Regions from separate parts of the Homo sapiens genome. Here regions 1 and 3 are each linked to region 2. Evidence: chromatin loops called from intact Hi-C (ENCODE). Cell type or tissue: A673. All regions are shown on one strand. Region 1 has its middle 120 kb from the start of SYT1. Region 2 overlaps SYT1 (synaptotagmin 1). Region 3 has its middle 110 kb from the start of LINC02424.

What was found. A loop is a pair of places that touch in the nucleus more often than their neighbours do. Peaks named below come from ENCODE experiments on the same cell type or tissue, not always from the same donor. Only the 100,000 strongest peaks of a DNase experiment are listed, where the experiment ranks them.
Region 1: a loop joins it to region 2, with 2.8 times the contacts of the local background. A loop is called at or near these places in 2 of 110 quality-filtered maps.
Region 3: a loop joins it to region 2, with 2.2 times the contacts of the local background. A loop is called at or near these places in 11 of 110 quality-filtered maps.

Annotation. Positions count from the first base shown.
Region 1 is chr12:78,737,545-78,742,544 of GRCh38, reverse strand. No RefSeq gene overlaps it. Among named protein-coding and RNA genes, the nearest start is that of SYT1, 120 kb to the left of the region's middle. In A673, no CTCF peak of the experiment used is centred here; DNase peaks (open chromatin) are centred at 2,274 and 2,864; H3K4me3 peaks cover 1,003 bases; H3K27ac peaks cover 4,255 bases.
Region 2 is chr12:79,004,052-79,009,051 of GRCh38, reverse strand. The region is part of intron 2 of SYT1 (synaptotagmin 1); the gene reads right to left. All of the region lies in intron 4 of LOC105369863 (a long non-coding RNA gene), which reads left to right. Among named protein-coding and RNA genes, the nearest start is that of SYT1, 140 kb to the right of the region's middle. In A673, a CTCF peak has its summit at 2,466 (motif pointing right); no DNase peak of the experiment used is centred here; H3K27ac peaks cover 521 bases.
Region 3 is chr12:78,467,759-78,472,758 of GRCh38, reverse strand. No RefSeq gene overlaps it. Among named protein-coding and RNA genes, the nearest start is that of LINC02424, 110 kb to the right of the region's middle. In A673, a CTCF peak has its summit at 1,994 (motif pointing left); a DNase peak (open chromatin) is centred at 1,978.

The DNA of each region.
Region 1 (5,000 bases), 270 kb after region 2:
TGACTGCAGTGATGACTTTGAAACTCTTTATATGTCAGACCTGAAAGTGGAACAAAACCCTCCAAACCACTGTATCTGATTTTCACTGGTATTTCCTAGATTTCTGATTAAGGCCTTAGGTCTCCTGGTTACTGTGATGAAATAATTTTATGTCCTCAGTGATTTCTGTGTTATCAGATTGTTCCCCAGTACATATATACAGTAAAAAACCCAGAAATATATATATATATATGATATAGTAAGATATTGTATATATTTATATAGCATATATATCTTTATATATTATGTGTATATAAAATAAAATATAGTAAGATATCTTACTATATATTTTAAATTTTTAAATACACATATTTAATATATCTTATTTTATACTATATCTTACTATATATCTTATTATATCTTATTTTATATACATATATACATATAATAAAATAAATATTTTTGGGGGGGTTGTTTACTATATCTTATTTGCAGTGTCTTTTAGGTAGATTTAAAAGTTGTCTTTGGTGAAGTAAAGACAAATATTTTCAGCCAATATAAGGGGGAGATTTTGTTCTACTCTGGTGGTGTTTCTCAAAATGTGGCCTTAAGATAACTTGTTGCAAAATAACCTGGAGGTTTATTCAGAATGCAGATTCCTAGACCCAAACTCTGCCTATTAAAACAGAACATCATGGAGGGATGCCGGGGAATATAAATGTTTTAAGATATTAGGTGATTTTGAGAACTACTGTTCTCAATTTTGCTAAATTTTGAGAACTACTGTTTTAAGCATTCATCATTAACTTTTGCTATTACCTACGGTAAGTCAAGAAATAGCTAAGCCTTCTCTTCTCTTAGAAAATGTTGCTCACTCAAGTTTCTTTCTGCATAACTAAATGATAACTGTAACCCTAATTATTATGGGCTGCATGAATCACAAACAAAGTGCTTGCTTTTTAAATCCTTTAATGTTTTAAAGATTCAGCCTATGGAGCTGTTTATTTCTTCAACAAGGGCAGAGCTGTGAAAGCTGTTTTCACAGTTCTTCTAATTATACAATCACACTATCAACCATGTAGAATGAATCAATACTGCAATGTTGTTTCAGTAGACTGCTTTTGGAAGAAATGCACTGTAAAGCTAGGCCACATTGTCAATCTTAAAAGAAAACTGAATCTGGATTGAAATGAAACAGTGCTTCTCAAAATCAAATATAGAAGATTTCCTAATTTTGTCATCCTGCTATTTTCAGAGAAGGAGATAAAGAGCTTGTCAAAGACCACCCAGTATGACTTTTAATAGTCAAGTTTACTTTCTTAACATCTCAACGAATAGGTAGCATATCACATTTCTTATTCCATTGAAATCTATTTTTTTAAATAGATTTTACATTTTTTACATTTTTCATGCAAGCTGGGAGATATGAGTGAAATTGGGTCAAAATGTCCTCCTAGTCCTACTTCATCTTTCATTTTTTCAATCCCAACCTATTTTCCCTGTGATCAATCAGCGACTGTGACAGGAATAGTGCAAGAGTCAGTCAAGGTCAATATGGAAGTTCTTCAAAGGGATTTCGTGCATTTTGAAATTTGCTGAGAAATAACATTTATGAATTGATGTAGCTCACTTATTTTATGGAGCCTAGGTTACATGAAAATACTTCTGTTTAGACTGAAAAAGTTCTATCAGACTAGATGTGGTCTTTTACTTGTAATTTATCCACAACTGGTCTTTGAAGAACAAGAAATATTCCCACTTTCGTTGACTGGAATTTCAAAAACAGGAGAATTTTCAACAAAAGAGTCTATGGCACTAAAAAAGCCTAACTATGTTAGCAAATATGAGGTTTCTGTGACAATAAACACTGTTGTTTTAATGTACTACTAGTGAAATTTTGTGTGTATGCAAAACTTTTCTTGTCCAGCTATGCAAATTGCTATGTGACCATGGAATAAAACACTTTTAAGATGTATACCAAGATACTGAGCAGGGATATATGGTCTCCATGTTGAATCGTGCATTTATTAAGTGTCCACTATTCATCAAGCTCAGTGCTAGTGCTTTCTATCACTATTACGTTAAACAGCTGCACTATTCTAGTAAAGTATTATTATAAAAACTTATACATGGAGAATTGAAGGGTCACAAAGTCAGTACTTGCAGCAGAAAAAATTGGAATCTGGATCAATCCGACTTTAAAGCACACCCTTTTTCCCTGTGCTATGGCTCGAGGAACATGGATCCTGCTCTCAGTGTCACTTGCATGGTTGCTAGACCTTTGTTTCTACAGGGATCAGATCGTCTTGAGACCAAAAACCCAAGCTGACTTGTTAATTTTGCTTTCCCTTCTCTTTTTCCCCCATTCAGTATTTAGCAATTTTGTTAAACACAAAATTCTTTCAATTTTAAAATAATGATATTAAATACATTATAATTCCCATTGATTTGCAAGTCACTGGCTAGAATAACATGAAATTCATAATTAATAGCAGTAGGGAGTCTTGAAATACATTTACTTTTGTAAAAATCTTAAAACATTCTTTATCCTCTCCAACACATCTTATTAAATGTTTGGAGCAATCTTGTGTAGGCCTAAGTGATATAATTTGCATTATAAATGGCTCAGGGGTAAGGAAATCTCATTAAATCTGTTCTTATATTATTACCAATGTTATCGAATAATTTAACGTCAATGACATAATCCAGCATTGTAAGATTTAATAGAAAAACCATGTGGTCCGTCCTTCCTTCCTTCCTTCCTTCCTTTCTTCCTTCCTTCCTTCCTCCCTCCCTTCCCCGCTTCCTTTCTTCCTTGCTTCTTTTCTTTCTTCCTTCATTTTTTTCTTTCTCCTTCTCCCATCAAGATTTATTGAATGTCCACAGTGTGCTATACCTATTCTTACCAAGGACATGCAATAGTAAACAAAATAAAGTCTGTTTTTCAAGGAGCTTTCGTTCTAGTTGGATTTTACTTATACAAAAAAGAAGTGAATATCTATTTACATTTTCCCTTTTAAATTCTGCACTTTTTCAGAAAATCAGCATGCCAAAATGAGATCTGTGGGTACTCTTAATAATATTGCTGCTTGTTTTGAGACAAACTGGATGTTAATGTAATAAGGGAAAGAGTTAGATCTATTCAACTACTCTTGTATCCTCAGAACATAGCATAGTTCCTGATTTGGGGAGGATTTAATCTTTGTTACTATTCTGGAACATAGAATAGTTGGAACATAGTTGGCACACCATAAGTATATTTTGAATTAGTACTTTTATAGATATTAAGTTTTGTGTCTATAACTCATCTGAATATTTCATTATACAATATGATGTAAGTATGCTGAATGGTTTTCCAAATACCAGTTTTGCTAATACCATTTATTCAGCTATTTAGTGTATGCTCACCAATGAAAAATTTCATTATTATTTATGACCATTATTACATAATCTTTATATTCTTTGCTAAATTCATTATTCCATCTTGTTGATTTGTTTATTCTTATACAAGCATCACACTGAAACTCTCATCTTTTTCTTCTCACTTTTTACAACATATTTTGTTGTTTTATTGCATTGTCTGAAACTTTTAAGGAAAGTGGTAAAAAACTGGAGCGATAGTATGTATCTTTGTTTTATTCATGAATTTAAGATGTTTGCATCTGGGCCTGCACTTTCCAATATAATAGCCACTAGCTAATGTGATATTTACATATATATTTAAGTTACCTTAAATGCAATTTAAAATTCTTATTAACATTTCAATGGATCAACAGCCTTATTTGACGACTGCCACCGTATTGAACATTGCAGAGAACATTATCAATATTGATTTAAATTCTATTGGACAGCATTGCTATAGAATTTCACCATTAAACTTGATGCTTACTGTTGGTCCAAATGGAAAATTTTTAATCACGTTATCAGAAGTATGTTTTTGGAAACACAAGTTTATGAGTGCTTCTGAGATTAGGGAAAAGATGTTAAATTTATCAAATGATTCAAATTGATTATAACTTTTAAAAAGTCTTATAAATGTATTTGTATAATGGATTTAATAAAAATATTTTTATAAGGTTTAGTTATCCTTTTTTTCTTGAAATAAACACAACTTGTTGCATTTCATCCTGCTGCATGAAATTCTCAAGGATTTCTCCCAAGATTTTCCTTTTTTTTTTTTTTTTGAGACAGAGTCTCATTCTCTCTATCCCTTAGGCTGGAGTGCGTGGTGCAATCTCAGCTCTCTGCAACCTCCGCCTCCTGGGTTCAAGCGATTCTCCTGCTTCAGCCTCCTGAGTAGCTGGGATTACAGGCATCTGCCACCACACCCTTCTAATTTTTGTATTTTTAGTAGAGATGAGGTTTCGCCATGTTGGCTAGGATGGTCTTGAACTCCTGACCTCAGGTGATCTGCTCGCCTTGGCCTCCCAAAGTGCTGGGATTAGAGGCATAAGCCAATGTGCCCGGCAAGATTTTCCCTTCTATAAGTTATATTAAACTGTTCTTTCTTTGTATAATAACATTTTAAGCTTACATACAAAACATTTTTAGCTTTAAAATAATTTGGGGGAGGATTTAATCTTTGTTACTTTTCTGGAAATTTTCAAATACCTAAATAATTATCTATTCTAAAAATTTGGTTTGATCTATATTTTAGGCATCTGTTTATGATTAATATAAACATTTAATTTTTTTGAGTCAATTTTCATAATTTATGCTTTCCTAGATACTGTCATACTTGTTGAGATTTTTTTCAAATGTAAGTCTCTTTAAGAGTTGATGCTTGTGCTGGGTGCGGTGGCTCACACCTGTAATCCCAGCACTTTGGGAGGTAAGGCAGGTGGATCACGAGGTCAGGAGTTCGAGACCAGCCTGGCCAATATGGTGGAACTCTGTCTCTACTAAAAGTACAAAAATTAGCTGGGCGTGGTGATGCATGCCTGTAGTCCCAGCTACTTGGGAGGCTGAGGCAGAAGAATCACTTGAACCCGGGAGGCAGAGGTTTCAGTGAGCCGAGATCA
Region 2 (5,000 bases):
GGAAGGCCACTAAATGGAACAATCATGTTCCAAGTAATCTTGGAACCATAAACATGGTTAGAGCAAAGCTAAAGTTTCTATAAATTTTACCAAAATGTTTTTCCTATAGAAGAAAATTGTTCTTGAATCATATTTTCTTTTCTAGGTAGTAGAGAAAATCAGTTCATGGAGTTTTAATTGATCCCCTGCTGTGTACTTCAAGCTATGCTAGACACGGTGTGGAGAAAAGACATGGGGGCACTTGTCCAGAAGGACATTAGGCAGGAAAACAAGGCTAGCAAAAAGCAGGAATAAGCAAAGGGAGGTGGCTGAGAAGGCATTTGGAGCACCTTACGTATCCAACATACTGCTGATTCCAGGATCCTGGAAATCATCTGTGATTCTGTTCTTTCCCTCACTCTCTACATTATCATAACCTATCTATTCTGTCTCCAAAAAGTGGTCCAAATCTAACTACTTCATATCGTTCTCACAGCCACTATTATAGTCTAAATCACTTCCATTATTCTCTTCACTCTCTTAACTCTTATCTTTTCTCCCTATAGTCAATATGCTACCCAATAGCCAGAGTAAATTTCTTGAATATATCTGGGATCATAGTATTTATCTGCTGAAAACATCTCAGTGGCTTATTATTGTAATTAGAATTAAGTCCGACCACTTGTCATGGCTTATACGATTCTACATGCTGTGGTCATGCCTATTTCATCCAATCCTCTCTTCTTCTTTTTACTAAATTCCAGCCATACACTTCTATCTGCTCCTAGAACAAACCAGAGTCACTCTTGCCTTAGGACTTTTGCACATGCTGAATCCTCTGCTTGGAGCCCTCTTCCTTCAGATATTCCAGGATGGTTGTTATTCTTTAGGTTTCAACTAAGAGGTGACCATTTCAGACAGCCTTTCTCTGACCATGCTATACAAATGGACCTTCTACTCCCAAGTCACTACTCATTATTCCCTTTTTATCTTCATGTTTCCCCTCACCACAGTAATCACTATTTATAGGCATATTGGTTATTTTCTTTTTTTTATTTCACTAGAGTATAAGTTCCTTGAGGGCAGTGATCCTGGCTAACATATTTATTACTATATCTCCAAGTGCTTCCTAAAACCAGTGCCAGACACTTAGAAAGCATTTGTAGTTGAATGCCGAATGACTGAAGGGGGCCATTACTCATACTTTTTATCCACATGCATTTCCTATCTCAGAATCTACTTCCCACATACTCTTCTGCCTTTGATGAACTTTTGCACTGAAATTATTTCATTACCTCTCTAATGAGAATTGAGCTCTCAAATCTACTATTCACCTTCTGCTCCCAAAGCCTTTTCTTGACACCTCCCAGGAAATGAAGGTTGACGTATGGGAACAAAAAAGGGTATAAGTATGATCTAGCTTTTGTCCTCCATTCCCAAATTAACCGTTCACTAACTTCTGAGTTCAAATGATCTATTAAATTAAGAAAAAGTAAATTCTAGATATTTGACATAGAGGTCCTTAAGGGCATCAAGTTCCTGCAGTACTGTTATTACCACATGATGGTTAAACAGCTTTGGTCAGGACTGATCCAGGCAATAATCTCCTAATAATGGTAATGAAGCTGACTACAAAAAAATACAATAATCACATAAAACATGCATGTTTTCACCCTCTAGGAAAATAGTTTCCATGTGCTCAATGACTAATGTGTCTTACTTTTCATTTTAAATACCCGAATAAACTAAGAGCCATGAAAGTCCAGAGGACAAGGTGGTCAACATGGCTTGGAGTACTTAACGAAGCATCACAGAGGAGGAGGGACTTGATAAAATCTTGAATTATGGATGAATTTAAACAGTTGCTATATTTAGTCATATAATTTCCCCTCACATAATTTTGAGGGGAGATTTGCTTCTCCTCTATGCCCAGTTTCTCCTGGCTGGCTGTCATGCCTGTCAGCAGCAGGAGTGGCCCTTTTGCTGAAAAATGGCCAACAAGGTAACTGTGAATAGTTTCACATTGAAAACACTTATAAACTGAAATGTTAATGGGCAGAGAGCTTAGGGGTATATTTGTAAGGATACAGACCTACTTCTTTCTTTAGAACTCTGCTAGTGGCTGGAAAAAATTTACAAAGCAAGAAATATCAGGAGCTATATATCAACCAAAGTCAATAATCAATGCAAGACATCTTAATTACCCATTAACAAACTGTGTTTCAAAGGAATTAAGTGTGATCATAATGCATTTTGCCAAAAGCATCAGCATGGCTGATAGTGGAGAAAGCAGGAACTGTGTTGCAGGATCCTCCCCTTTTCCCCCATTGCAATCAGACTTACTACGCAAAGCTCTGAAGCTTTCCGAGAATATCTTCTCACAAATATCTAACGATCCTACATAGTATATTTCAGATAACAAAACCCAAAACAAAAGAAAAAATTCACACACACAAATAAATAAAACAGATGGGACAGATGTCATTTCAGGGGCTCTCAGAAGATGGCACCAAATACTTATCCCTACTGACTGCCAAAAGATAAGAAAAGCCAAATATATATCATCATCATCATTCTTAGTAACATGACCAGTTTCTCAAGAAAAGCACCTGTTGTCTAGACCTCATTTACAGTCACTGCTGCTTCTGCTTTTTCCCCTCATAGAGCATTCCAATGACAACATATTATGGGAACCACTTCTTACATACTAGCCACTCTTTGGCCTTGGCAATTTCAGCCATACAGGAGTCACTTGATCCATTGGCTAGTCTTAACCAAGCATTCCTTTGATGACCGAATCTAATACTTTAATTCCCAAACCTGATATAAGTGATCTTCATACATGGTCACAAGTTGGCCTGCCAGAGACAGGAAATCCTGAAAGTAATGAATGCCATCATGTCCTCTCTAAGCTAAAATAGAAATTGTATTTTTAGTCAATTTCAAGATTTTGGTCCTCCCTAGAAGAAAACCTTGAATGAGAAGCCTCTCTAAACTTTTTATTCACAGTCACATCTGGTTGTTAGGAGATGAGGCCTGTGGTCTTTTGGCATCTTAAAAGGTGCACCAAACACTTTCAATGCAAAACAATTAGGGAAAAGAAATGTAGGCAAACAGAGCGCCTATCCAAATGGCAATACTCCTTTGGGTATCTGATTCTAACCCATGAGTGTTGAAGTGTTTCCATGGTGGGAAGGACAATTTGAAAATGTGAGTTTAGACTGGGGCCCTCATGACATATATACCTTCAATGGGACCAGTTCTCAACTTGAAATTACTTTTGAACTCAGTGAAAGCTTTTGGAACTCTGACAATTTTAATTCTTTTCTGGCTTGGTAATTAGTAAACTGCATGGCCAATGCTTGTTTAACTGCCTCTCTTTTCAGTCCATAACCTACATGTCTATGTAGGGGCCGTGTCTATTTAATATTAAGGACCATGTCTAGTATCTATCACTAATAATGCTATTATATATGCAAAAATAATAAAATCACTTCTGAAGGGCTTCCTATACTCAGATATCCCATTAAGTGTTTTACATATACTATCTAATTTAATACATGATTAATGTACAACAGCCCTGAGATAGACATTATTATTGGCCTGAGTTTTCCTATAAGGAAACTGTAGATGAGTGAATTAAAATTACTTGTCCTAGATCTAGAGCCAGCAAAAGGAAAACTGAGATTGCAATCCAGGTTTGTGGGACCTTAAATTCCATGTTCTTAATATCCATGGGGGGTATACTTTCTATTAATAAATATTTATATAATTGAATTTCATGATATGAATAAAATATTATCATGAAAAACATTACTAATAAATAGGTTCAGATATATTATGAGCTCATTAATACTCTCTTTCTAAAGTCTATGGCTGGCCTATAACACATGTTGGATGCACCCTTGAAATAAGGTTCTCCGCTGACTTCACATATAGCTAAGGAAAATAAAATTAGCATAGTCACAGAGAAGCCTTATTTGCTAGGACTGAAAGTGCTAAAGGAAAGTTTTACTGTGCCCACACAATAAGCATCTTTTTATAAGATGCTATCTATTATGGTTTTCAAGTTACCTTCTATGAAACCCTGGGGTTTCATACAACTAAAGTTAAGCTTCAAGTTTTTGTGTAAACTCTGCTTTGAAAGTTTGAAATTATATGAGCATATTATTCACCAAACCAATATTATTGTTTAATAGAAAGGATCTTAGAGTTAGCTATATTGATCTATCACTTATAACCATGTGACCTGGGCAAGTTACTGAATCACTTTCTGCTCCATTTCCTTTATCTAAATATGGAAATAATATTTTCTTGATAATGTTGTTGTGAAATGAAATGTGGTAAAGTACTTAAAGGAAGCTGAGACATATTAGATACAAAATATTGGTCTAGAGTCTTCTCACATCTGTATCAAAATTGCATTATTATTTTCACTCTGTATTTATGAACAATTGCTACTGTACTAATAAAATATCCAAAAGCAATTGCAACATCAAATCTTTCTTATCTTTAGCCCTAAGCCAACAAAACAAAATAGCTATTTTATTGACATTTTATTGAAATTTCATTCAAATTACTTATGCTAACTAAAGTAATTTATACAATTACTTATGCAACTAAAGAAAACGATAGTATAATAAAAATGGCAAAATTTGTGTAGAGCTCAGTAATTCCCAAGACTGTCCTCAGTGCTTCATATCCAAATCTTGGAATTGATCAGGTACATAAGAGAAGTCAGTGAGAATTAGATGAATTAGTTACATGCTATAATTACTTTAACAGAAATTGCAATTGTCATCACTTTCATATTTATAATTTGTTTTTAATAATAATATAGCATGCTTTAAAATGCCCAAGTACATTACCTTTAAGAATTTTAGACAACTGGTAGCTTCACTAATAACTGTAAATCGAATAAAATTTCAGTGAATATGAATGTTTTTTCATTATCATTTCTTATACATATAAACTAAATGTGATTACCTTTTCTTGGATAGAGTATTAGATTTTTAAAAAGG
Region 3 (5,000 bases), 540 kb after region 2:
AAATAATGCAATTTGGAAGAAGAGAATTCTGAGTTAAAACTGTCTTAATTTGCAGTTTAGAGGTTTCCCTACTACTTAAATACATAATACAAATCGGTAATTCTTGCTTTAGAAAGTACTGTGCCAGCAACCTTGTTAGATAAACACTGTTTTCAATTATCTTAATTTTTTTAAAGAATGCATTGATTTAAAATTATTTAAATGGGTAGAACTGCAAGTATAAATAGAAACGTGTGGTATATATGGTATCCTATGTAGGGTATCCATTTCCCTGTTAAACTTATACTTTCAGTTTAAGTTTATTTCACATGCCCCTTAATTTTCACTTATGACCTTTGTAAGTCATCATTCACATAGTCTACCACTATTCCTAATTAGCAGTACAACTTAATTACCTAAACTTATGTCTGTTAACTTCTCCAAATTCTTAGTTATGAAAAAATTAAAACAATTTGGAGAGAATGGCCATACTCTGAGCCCCAGCCAGATGTACCTAAATCAAACATGAACACCATTTTAATATTTATTTCAAAGGTAGGAAATTAGAGGTGTGAGAGTGTGCGTTTGCAACATTTCTGTGTTGTGTTCAGGCAATTTCAGAAATGTTTTAAAGAAGGCAAAAACCAGATAAACATAAATGAAAAAATTTCTAAGTGCACACTTAATAAACATGCCATTTGAAGCCTTCAGGAAAAAGAAATTGATCTATTTTTAGTAGCTAGGCATTATTTCTTAGCCATTTGCAGATCTAATGAGCTTAAAAGTTAATCCTTCAGTTTCTTCAAAATGTTAGCACATTTAACCTAATTCACAAAATGTTCTCAGGTCTAAATCTGTCAACAGATTATTAAGAGACGCAGTGACTTTTCTTCTTGCTACTCTGATAGCATTGCTGTAACCTCTAGTGTCTTTAATAACACACAGTTTCCAGTTCATAAATACAGTACAAAACAATGCATATGCTATTTTGTTATAAAGGACACAGGCAAATGAGAGAGATGCATAAAAACAATGCATATGCTATTTTGTTATAAAGGACACAGGCAAATGAGAGAGATGCATAGGGTAAGATGTGGTAGGGAGAGTGCATGGGGCTTCCATGCCCTCTCTGGGCATGCCACCCTCACAGTACCTCTATGTGGCAACAGCTTGGGAACTCTCTAAACCCTATTGTTTAAGGTTTTTTATGGCAGTTTCATTAAGTCACTGTTTTCCTGAGTTCTGTGAACCACTCTAGCAAATTATCAAACCCAAAGAGAGGATTGTGAGAACTCCTGTTTAATAGCTTGTCAGTACGGGAGGCTCTGGACTTGTGACTGGTGAGAGAAATGAGGGTAGTTTTATGGGACTGAGCCCTTAATCTGTGGGGTCTGTGCTAACTCCAGGTAGTTAGTGTAAGAAGTGAGTTAAATTACTGGTGTCAGCTAAGAACTGGTTGGTGTGGGAACCCCTACTCATATTTGGTATCAGAAAAGTTGTGAGAGTGAGTATTAAACAATTTTTTTTCTTACTATATACAGTAACCAAAATATGAGCAAAATCCTTAGAGAATCAGAGAATAGATAATTCATCCTTGGAGAGTTAGAGAAAATATTATTGGAAAATGTATATTTGAGCTGATCAAAAAATGAGTGGGAATTTACCATGTACACAAAGGCAAAATATCATGAAAGGATGGGCAAATGGTGAGACATTCAGCTTGTCTGGCAGTAAACTGTATGGCTATGGAACAGAGTGACAGCTGACACCGAAGAGAGTAATCAAATGCTCATTGTGAAGCAACTTGAACTTCGTGATACGGAATCTGCACTTTTGACTAAAGATGGATCAGTTAGCATCCATTGGTCACAAGCTACAGAAATCTCAAGTAAAATTGTCTCATGAGGGTAACTTCATGAAACAGTTACTGAGTTCACATTGGGTTCCCAGGACTCATTCTATCTGACATCTCTGCTTTCCTTCATGATGGTTTTATCTCAGGCTCCACCTGGTGGCAAGAAAGCTGCCAGAGACCTCTAGCTATATTCTTCAAATTCTAATCCAAAAGGAAAGTGTCAATTTTCCATAGCTCTTTCAAGTGAACAGACAGCTACCATCTGCTGCAGGGCCACATCCTCCCAAGTTCTACTCTGTGCAGGATGAGAGTGCCTCTTCTCTGTAACCATATTACACAACCCAAGGTTCAGTCTGATTGCACCAATTTGAGTGACAGTCCCATCCCTGAACAAATTGCTGTGCTGGGGTGTGGGAGTGGGGAGCAGGGGGACTTTGGTCAGGACTGGCTAAATACCCACTGGAAAAAAAATGACTGTAGCTAGGGGAATTTGGTACCCTTGTTAAAAAGGCAAAAAATGGGAAATGGAATGCTGAGTGTCAGAAAAAAAATATGAGACCTTGGATTAAACCAATAAAGTTTCAAGAGGAGAAAGAAAATATAATATAAAATCATTTACTTAGAATATATTGGTCCTCAGAATTATCAGATGTGGAAGGAGAGGGAGATAGAGAGATTGATACTATTTATAGGCCACAACTGGAACTGATGTTAGAGATATTTTCAGGATATAACTCACACTTTCTCCAGATAGTCCCTGTGCTCATCAGACTCTAATGAGTAGATTCTAAATCTCTGTGAAATAATTAAAACTACTAAAATATTGATAAACTTGCACTAATACACCTGCAAATAAACTCATGGGCATACATTTTCTTAGATTCTAATCTATGTGCTCTTAATTAATGCAATGTTAATTAAAAATGTGTTTATGATACTGTTATTGCCATTATAGCTGATTTTTTAGCTGAAATATTTTTAAAAGGATATTTCTATGAGCTCTTGCAGAGAAAAATGACTCCAAATCTAATGTTCTGTTATTTGATTTTAACTATTAAAAAATCTTTGAGATAAGTTTCAACAAAGAAAATTTTAATCAAAAGGTTTTGTTAAAACTAATTCCAAAAAATTTTCTGCTTATCTACTTTTAAGAATACGAAAGATAAAATGTAAATTTTAGGGCTGATTTATCAAAGGATTCATCATAAATGGGACTTCAGTCTTGCCTACTCCATTAGGCTTTCAACTTGTTGCTCATTATTAAAGAAGATAGAATGTTTTATACACAATATGCAAGCAATTTAAATTACCTAAATGAGTCCCTTTAAGTAGCTGTCATCTCTGTCTCTGAACATTCCCCATCAGAGCAATTCCAGATCCCATTTAACTATGCTATTCAGCATTTTACTGACGCACCACTTTCATGATTATCTACACATTTAAAACTTAGTAATTCTAGACTTCAAAAAGGATAGACAACAAAAGTCAGCTTTGTAGATATTTGTTACATAAAATAAATTTGTGAGAAAGTTCTGTGTTTAAAATGTATTTGATACCTATTGGAGGGCAACTACAAGGTAGCCAGTTTTAATCATGCTTTTTAGATTCAGTAACTTAAAGGCTAACATAAGAGGGTACACCAGATGGGATACAAGATGACTCCACAGAACTAAACAATGCCTATGATATGTTGTGGGGAGCTCTAACTAGAAACAACCACTGGCCCACTAAGAAGAGACTCGCCTAGGAGGTGAACTTGACAGAGACCACCGTCTACATATACAGAGTTCTTGGCCCTCTATTAAAAAGTTTCTTCTCTGCCATTGGCTAAAGGAGAAATAATTGAATGCTCAGAGGGAGAAGTTAAGGGCTGCTCTTGGCTTGATGACATACATGCCCAGTAGTTTCACATCTCCGCTAAAATAATTACAAACATTATGACCTTGGACTTTCAGTCTCTGTGCCTCATTTGTTAAATGTGGTCAACAATGCCTCTGCCTCCAAGGGTTAAACTCAAAATATTTATCAATTAGTTAAGGCACAGGCACATACCAATCAGAAAAGAAGTGTGACCAATCAGAACAGTCTTATATGGTGAATACCAGCTTAATGTCTGCCTTCCTTTCCTCATACAATTGATATAGCAATTAAGTGAGATAGCTGTGAAAGCTATAATCGCACATTGTATCAGCAGAGACTCAAAATATTTACCTTATTCTTCTACTTCTTCCTGTTTCTTATCCTTCTTCAATGCACAAGAGTAAGATTCCAAGCACATTCTCTTATTCGCAACTGCAATGCTTTCCAAAAGTCCTAAACTTGGATAAGGCTTGAAATGTGTCTGTTCAACTCTAGGGACTACAGAGAGAAAAATTGTTGCCAGTAACATAGAGAAGTTTAAAAGTTTATCATTGGTTCTTATCTCTCTGTATGTGATTGTATGTGATCTTTTTAAATTCCCATGAATTATCACCTGAGTACTAATGATTCCCAAATCTATTCAGCCCAAGTCTCTCAAACTATGTCTTTAACAGCTCCGTTTATATCATTCATTTATTTAACAAATATATATTTAGCAACTTCTAGATGTCATGACATTGCTGGGCATTGGTTATTGGATAATGAACAAAACAATATACCCCAACCAGAACATGCCCCCAAAACCTCTTATCTTTCACAGGAATCAGTTCATTTTCCTGCCTTTCCTAACTCAGTGAATGGTAGCACCAATCAACCAGTTGCCCAAGCAAGAGTTTCAACTGATATATTCAATTCCTCCCCCTTACCGTCCAATACTCCACATAAAATCCACTTCAATCATGGAAGTGTATTCTTCAGAACAGAGTATTATCTAATGAGTACTTGTTAGGACCATCTTGCTCAATAAGAGAAAGAACATTTGTAGTTTTATACCCCTTTTAATAACTTTTTTTTGCCACTGTGTTTTATATTCAAGGGTAAAAATAAAAGCACATTTACCCAGCACACAGGAAAACTTTTCCTCTCTTCCCTCTTTTTCAGCATCCTGAAGTGTTATTGCTCTGGCCTCTGTGAACTCCATGGTACCTTTAATGATCATTTTGATATTGATTCTTCCTTGAGATGTGTTCCACAGCAGTTGTGACCTCTGACATCCCATTTTTCCATTGAAATGTATGTTTCACTC